3 separate regions of the Mus musculus genome follow, and regions 1 and 2 are each linked to region 3. A link is a loop called in an ENCODE intact Hi-C map of the cell type or tissue named here. Cell type or tissue: left cerebral cortex. All regions are shown on one strand.

Region 1 (2,500 bases), 160 kb after region 3:
ACAATTTGAGATTTACCGCTTAAAAACAAAACACATTTACCAGGATTTGTGGGAAACAAGAGTGGCCGCTTACCCAGACAGGGTTCCCGGCCTTCATCTTGTCTTTCTTATTTTGCTTTCTTATTTCAGGGGCCAGACCAGTCTTTAGGCACTGTTTGACCTTAGTTTGAGCTTATCAGGTTTAAAAAATTCCACTCCCTTATTTACTGCTTCGAATCTATCAGTGTAGAACAGGGTGACCTTGAAACTTCTGAGTCTCAGCCTTCTGAGTGCTGGCATTACATTATGCCGGGATTAATGTCCTTCTTGGGGACTGGACCCAGGACTTTATGAATCCTAGGCAATCAATCTACCAACTGAGTTACATCATCATTTTTTGTTTGTTTTTTGAGGGCTACTGTGTAGCCCTGGCTGTCAACTCACTCTGTAGACCAGTGGCCTAGAACTCAGAAATCCCGCCTGCCTCTGCCTCCACCACGCCTGGCTAAAAAGCCTTTTGTTTTGTTTTGGTTTTGTTTTGTGTTTTTTTCAAGACAGGGTTTCTCTGTATAGCCCTGGCTGTCCTGGAACTCACTTTGTAGACCAGGCTGGCCTCGAACTCAGAAACCCGCCTGCCTCTGCCTCCCAAGTGCTGGGATTAAAGGCCTGCGCCACCACCGCCCGGCTCTCCCTTGGTTTTTAAAGATAAGGTCTCATGTAGCCCAGGCTGGCCTCGAGCTCCTGATTCTCCGCTCTCCATTTGCCAAAGGTCAGGATTACAGATGTGTACTGATTCATTTGAGACGTTTATTAAAGGTTTCTAGAAATGAATTTCCAGGGATCACAGTGATGCACTGGATTGGCTGTCTTACAGCATAGGCAGTTTTGTCTCCTCCCTGCCGTCCCAACGACTGCCTTCACTGCGCCAGAACAGCTAAAATCGTTTCCGGAGTCCCTCCCCGCAGAGAAGCTGGGTCAGAAAAGCCGGAAACCCACACCTCCTCCCCAGAGCTCCCCTACTACGCCTGCGCGTCACTCGGCGGCGGCGCGCTCGCCCGAGGCATTGTGGTTATTGTAGTCTCCCCATATCCTTGGCGCCCACAGTCCCGTGACGCCGCCGCGCCTCAGCCCCACCCCGCAGTGTCCCTCGGGGCCGCCGCGGGGCCTGCGAACCGGGCGCGGCGTTCAGGCCAGTCAGCTGTTTCTCCCTGGGCAGAGGGCGGAAGCCCGAGCAGCCTGGGGCGGAGCTTCGCGCGGAACGAACGCCCACCCGTCCTACGTGCTCGTTCGTCTCCGTTCGCTGCGCGCGAGCCGGGAGTCCCCGCGGCGGGCGGCGGTGGCGTTGGCGGAAGGCGGTGGAGAGAAGCCCGCGGCTGCCGCGGCGACAGCGAAATGGCGGAGACGGTAGCGGACACCCGGCGGCTCATCACCAAGCCGCAGAATCTGAATGACGCCTACGGGCCGCCCAGCAACTTCCTCGAGATCGACGTGAGCAACCCGCAGACCGTGGGGGTCGGCCGGGGCCGCTTCACCACCTACGAGATCAGGGTCAAGGTGAGGCGTCCGCCCCTCTCCCGCATCCCTCGCTCCGGGGCCGCCAAGTCCCGCCGGACCCCGGCGCGGGGCCTTGAGGTCTCAGCGGCCGCCCAGGCCAGACGCCCCTGCGAGGCAGCTTGTCTGCGGGCGGAGGCGTGAGCCAGGGTTTCGCTCGCTCTCCGTGGACAGTTTGTATGGGGACCAGCTCGCTGGCTCCGGTAGAAGGTGCTGGAAGACGAGGGCGTGGGTTGAGCTCTGCTAGCCGAGATCTCAGGCAGCTGATCTGGGCTTGACATTTGAGTTGAAGAGGTAGATCTTTCGAGAACACTGTTCTCCGAAAAGAGAGCTAGGTGTGACTGAGGAAGAAAGGGGGAGGGGGGCGTGTGTGCGCAAAGTTGAAGCCCTCTCTCCCTCCCTGTCTCTTTTTTTTTTTTTTCCTGGACGCTTACCAAGACGTAGTGAAGCCAAGCTTAGCTGCTCTTTCCAGGCCTGTCTCAAGCTACAGTAAGAGTATCCTGGGCCGTACACGTCTGTGAGCAGAACTTGATGGCGAGTTCACGGGAGCGCGTCAGATTTTTGTGGTAGGGCTCAACCAAGCGGTTAGCAGCGATGAGAAATGGTTGACCTTAGCATGCTTGGCTGTCCTGCTGAAGGCCTAGGTGTGTGGAATGTCATCTTCCTCAGTGTCCAAAAAAGCAACTGCCCGGGACTAGGGAACCCTACTCATCTAAGTGTCTGGCTTTAGCTTTTTCACTTCAACTGAAAAAAGGAATAGGGTGAAGTAGAAACGTACTCTTAGAATCCCATAACTAATGGGGTTTTGGCAGTAAGTAATTTAGATGATTCGAGGGACACTAAATGAAAGTACTGCTTTTTTTACTCTGTAGAGCAGGATGGAAGGGTTTTTCCACATTTGAAAAAAAAACTTATTAAATTAATTCATTGCTAAAAATTAAATATTAAATAGTAACCATGAGAATTTTGG
Region 2 (2,500 bases), 240 kb after region 3:
AATGTAAGCATCCTTAAGTTTCTTTCCCGGCTCTAGCAAAACTGCAGCTGCTGGGGATGCGGCTTGATGTGGACACAGTCTTGAACAGACAGATGGAGAGATGGACAGGCAGGCTGAAGAGGGAGGACAGCGCGAGGGGAATATGGAAGGACAGAGATGGAGACACGGAAATGGTCTTCCTACGGAGCAACGAAGGCGAACTTCCCCTCGTTCCCCATGCTTGGTACTGCTTCCAATCTCTCCCTCCACACAGGCGTGCAGAGTGGGCAGCTCTCTGCAGACTGCAGATCTTCTGTGGAAAGGCGAAAATCACAGCCGCAGTCTCAGAGGCAGATTAAGCTCCTCGCTGCCGGAGCCCCGGCGCCGAGAGGGGAAACTAGATTGCTGGGAGATCTTCCAAGGGGAGAGGTGGCCAGATCCGAGTTTCCGGGGACAGCCGCGCACGCAGCGGCGAAGGGTCCCCGAAGTTCATTACCCTGTGACTTTGTGCCTGTCGCTGCGGGCCGGGTCTCTGGTAATATCTCCAGTAGCGCTCTGACAGGCAGCCGCGGGGAGGGGAATAGGGCGTCCCTGGCCCACTTAGCTTTTCCCCCAACTCCTGGCGGGGTCTGACGTCAGCCATGTGCGGGGAGGAGATGGGAAGAGGGAGGGGGTTAAATGCTAATGATATTAATGAACCTCCAAGCGGCTTCCAAAGAAAATGCAAGCGCTCTCGGAGCTGACGAGTTGAGAGTGAATACGGGCAAGCGGCTCCGTGCGTGCGTGATGGTGAGGACGGAGCCGCTCTTGTAATAAAAAAAATATGAATTTTTATATTTCACGGGAAGGGAGGAGGGGAGGGGTGGTGGGGCTCTCTCAAAACGCTTTTCCCCTCTCTCCAGAATGCCAGACAGATAGATTCGTGGAAGATATTGGGTAGCTGTGTCTGTGTATGATTGTGTGCGCCCGGACATGGCCATGTGAGTTGGTTCATTGTTGGTCTCGCGCCCCTTCTGTTGGGTAAAACTTGGATCTGGCCCGAGGTGAGTAATTTATTCATTTTGCAACTATCTATGGAAAGCCAGAGCTGAGGTCGCGGTGCGCGGTCTTGGGGACTGGGCTGGGATCTTGCGGTCCCTCGGCCTCGGCGTGACGGCTTTGGGCACCGCCGCGGGGAGGGCTTCGCCAGCTTCTTGCAAACAAAACCGGCCAACCCGGAGCTGGCGGCGTCCCTCTCGCCTCCATTGCGTGTACTGAGCAGCTGAGAGGCAAAGCCTCAAAGCCTTCCCTCCTGCGGTTGGTCCCCAGCGGGCGTCGCTGGCTTACCCCTGCAGGCCTGGGGACTCTGGAGAGCTCCGCCACCTTCCTCCCCAGCCGGGTCGCCTACCCGAAATCCTAGAGCTCTCTGGCATCTTGGTCGTGGCGCGGCGCGGGGACAGCGCGCGCCGAGGGAGCCTTGATCTCCGATCTCTAAGAGATTAATTCTATTTAAGCTCCCTCCGCCGCTTGAACTTGTCGAACAAGAGCTTGCCAGCCTCTCCTCGGGGCGTGGGCCCGGCCGGGGGTCAGAGGTCGCGCCTCCAGCTCTCCAGACCGAATTGGAGGCTGGGGGCTGGCGAGCTGTGGACAGCGCTCCTCCTGGTCGCTAGCCCACCCTTCCCGCAGCTCCCTCCTCACCTGGCCGCAGTGCCTGTTGGAGTCTCCCGTGTGACTGCCTGGCCCTGCAGATCCAAGGACCGGGTCCCAACTCGAAAGGGCTGTATGCTCCTGTCTCAGGCCTCAGCACGTGAAAGCAACTTTTCCCGGATTGCCCGAGCCTGGGAGGCAAGGAACCAAGAGCAGCACACACAGCAACTACCAGGCTTAGGGCCAGGCCACTTGGAACAACCGAGAGGCGGGTGATCGTGTCCCATACCACCTCTCCTTTATGGTCTTTCAAACAAGGGCGAGTATAGGGTAAGCTGGGGATTTTTAGATGACAAGGAGGGAAAATTAACATTTTTTTTTTGACAGTCAACTTGGGCTGCCAGCGAGCCCTGCTCGCGGCACAGCTCAAACTCGAACTCAGTGCAAAGAGAGGAGAGGCATTTCCGGCTAGGGTTTTAGAGACAGGGTGCCAGGCTCGGCTTTTGGTCCTCGGGTCTAACTCTTGCCAGAGATCCAATTGATGCTGCTGTGGCAGACACCACCATCGCGATGTGGAGGCAGAAGGGGGGTGCTTGGTCAAGGACAAAGGACTTCAAGTGGAACTAATTTGCCGTGGGCAAAGATGTGGGCAAGTGGTGGTGGGAACTAAACACGGACTTGTCTTCAGGGAGAAGTTTAAGGATTTGTGGACAGGAAGAGAACTAGGGATGTTTCAGGTGCCCAGTCTGGAAGGTAGAAGGACTTGGCTGCTCTGGATTCCAAACAACTCTCGACTCCTCCTGCAGTGCCTGCTGACTCATTTACAGACACCAAAACTTGTGAAAAATACTCCCAAACTCACACAGTTGTCCCCCAAACAAAATTGGAATGTTCT
Region 3 (2,500 bases):
CTAGCTAAAGCCAGGAATCAGGGCCTGGGAGGATGCTCGATTGAGGAACTCTGTGGAAAGTTACTCGAGCGCCTCAGGATTTACACAGGATAATCACATCGAGTATTCTACTGAGCACTGAGACCCCCACACTTTGAAAAGACTTCATATTTACAGAGGATTTGTGGTCAAAGATGTTCTGATATGGGTGTGTGTGTGTGTGTGCAAATATTCCATCTGTGAGATAAACTACTTCTATTATAATACCAGTGTCATAGTTTTTTTTTAAATTGATGTTCTTTCACCTGGCCAGCAGCTCAGACAGCATGGCAGCTGAACAATGAATCTGAAATATGCAGCTCTTTACCCGCGTCTCCTGAGATCACAGTAAAATTGCTTATCTTGCTTCTCATCCCCACTAATCTCACCTCATTTTTTTTCTCCTTGTAAAAAAATTTTTTTCCATTTACCATTTATTCCATGCATCCATGCTCAGGCTGGAAGGCAACCTGTGGGAGTTGCTCTCTCTTCTTCCACCATGTGGGACCATGGAGAACAGAGCTCAGATGGCCAGACTTGGCTGCAAGTGTCCTTACCCACTGTGCCATCTTGCCATCCCTTACACCTCAGTTTTCCTTACTCCCCTCACATGTGACTTTCACAATAGAGCCATATATGACACTGATTTTGCTTCTGCTTCCAGCAACAGTTGACAGTTGTCTCTGCATTTCTGATTTTTTTTTTCCTGAAAGCCCTTCAAAGAGCAGATTTTGTGCCAGAACCTACAAACATTGCTCGGTAAATGGATGAAAAATGTCCCTTAGGGAGATTTCTTCCTCCGTTCTGACTCTGTGAATGGCGTTTTAAAATCTGAAGCTGGCTGAGGGGAAAACATGAAGTATTTTAACATGTGAAAAGGCCAGTGAGTCTGGCCAGGCCTGGATACTTACTCTCTCACACAGCTCTTCAAATGTGCAGTCGGCAACGCTTCCACAGGCTTTATTCAGCCGCAGCTCTCTGCCTTGCACTTTCAGAATCCTTGGGCTAGTTACTATGGGAACATGAACAAAGACTCAATCTTGTCTGGATAATTACTATAAAATTCATCTCTTACAGATAGGAAATGCATAGCTTGATGAATAATAGCACATGATTCAACACATAAATTAGAGAAAATGCTGATACAATGACGGCCACTTGAGTGTGGCATCAACCCGTATACAGCAATGGAACTTATTAATTGGTCAGTGGAGATTGGGCATTGTGTTCTAAATGTATTCTCTTTCAAGAGAAATTAACTTACGTACAATCATTTTGTTTCTGAGCCAGCTCATCAAACAACTTATCCACGACGGCCTCCACATCAGCCTCACTTGTGCTACAGTGAAAAGAATAATAGAATATGAAATTAATAACACTTGAAGCCAACATCAAACAGCTGCCTGAGCCTGCTTAGCTTTTTGCCCATAAAAAAAGGAGAACAGGATGTTATGCTCTAAATACAAACATTAGATTTAGAATACACTTAAAAGCAGTGAATATTAACTCTCAGGTAGATGATCCTGCCTTATTTGCATACATTGAAAGACTTCTGAGCTTCTAGATGTTTCCAGTAATGAGACAATACAGGCGGAGTAAATCCATTAATACTATGTGTACACAATGAGAAGAAAGCTTCTGGCTCTCTCTTGCATGCAAAACAAGAGCAAATAGGCAAGGCAGTCAAGCATCCAGCAAGTATCCTTTGAAATCGCCATTGAGAGGGTACACGTGGAATTAAAGATTGAGGGTGTTTTGAGAATGAGAAAAACCAAGTCAAGCCACCGGCTGAGAGGATCGAGCTCTCAGGATGAGATCACTAGCTTCCAAACACCAACTTAATCAGCACCTCAGAAACTTTATCAGACTTCTATGCGTCTGAACACATTCAGGACAGACTTCTGTCAGGATAAGGACAAGAATAGACTCCAGTTTCTCTCAAAAATGTCCTTGTTGGAATCCCACCCCCGCCCCCTCCTTCTGTGAGGCCCTCATTGCCCAGGCTATGGAGTGAGTCTTACCACCCAGTCTTTTGTATTCTAATTAGAAATCACCATATGGTTTAAGGAGCTCACATATAGAGATGTGATAGTGCTGTGGCCTCTTTTCTTCTCACTTTTTTTTTTTCAAAGAAGGGTTGATAAATTAACAGTCAATAGGAGAAATAACTGGTAGAAGAAAGGCCATTCCAAAAAACCCTTCAAGTGCGAATCTAAGTTTCCTCTCATCCCGCACACAAACTTGCACAAGATGACCTGACAATATGCTTAATTTTGAAACAAATCAATCTTAGCTAATTGTGGAAGTGACTGACATCCTTTCAATTTTATTGAAAACTAGTCATTAAGATAAAGTTTAGACTAAACAGAATCTTTCTTAGCAGGCTGCTGACATTTAACACACAACCACGGAGCTCCTCAGCTGCAGCAAATGCAGCAGCAACTTAGAGCACAGCTGCAGTCAGCACAAAGAGGCCGCCCAC

Evidence for each region. A loop is a pair of places that touch in the nucleus more often than their neighbours do. Peaks named below come from ENCODE experiments on the same cell type or tissue, not always from the same donor. Only the 100,000 strongest peaks of a DNase experiment are listed, where the experiment ranks them.
Region 1: a loop joins it to region 3, with 3 times the contacts of the local background. A loop is called at or near these places in 2 of 42 quality-filtered maps.
Region 2: a loop joins it to region 3, with 2.3 times the contacts of the local background. A loop is called at or near these places in 2 of 42 quality-filtered maps.

The regions. Positions count from the first base shown.
Region 1 is chr10:42,500,960-42,503,459 of GRCm38, forward strand. Snx3 (sorting nexin 3) reads left to right here and starts at 1,095. Exons shown (of 4, transcript NM_017472.4): 1 at 1,095-1,533. The coding sequence starts at 1,372. In left cerebral cortex, no CTCF peak of the experiment used is centred here; DNase peaks (open chromatin) are centred at 1,066 and 1,700; H3K4me3 peaks cover 1,898 bases; H3K27ac peaks cover 1,928 bases.
Region 2 is chr10:42,583,099-42,585,598 of GRCm38, forward strand. Nr2e1 (nuclear receptor subfamily 2, group E, member 1) reads right to left here and starts at 492. Exons shown (of 9, transcript NM_152229.3): 1 at 1-492. Gm38491 (predicted gene, 38491) reads left to right here and starts at 694. Exons shown (of 2, transcript NR_169130.1): 1 at 694-768; 2 at 882-2,500. In left cerebral cortex, a CTCF peak has its summit at 697; DNase peaks (open chromatin) are centred at 77, 332, 553 and 1,175; H3K4me3 peaks cover 1,885 bases; H3K27ac peaks cover 823 bases.
Region 3 is chr10:42,338,896-42,341,395 of GRCm38, forward strand. It overlaps Afg1l (AFG1 like ATPase), which reads right to left. Exons shown (of 13, transcript NM_145743.2): 9 at 1,287-1,357; 10 at 930-1,030. Among named protein-coding and RNA genes, the nearest start is that of Foxo3, 63 kb to the left of the region's middle. In left cerebral cortex, no CTCF peak of the experiment used is centred here; a DNase peak (open chromatin) is centred at 978; H3K27ac peaks cover 328 bases.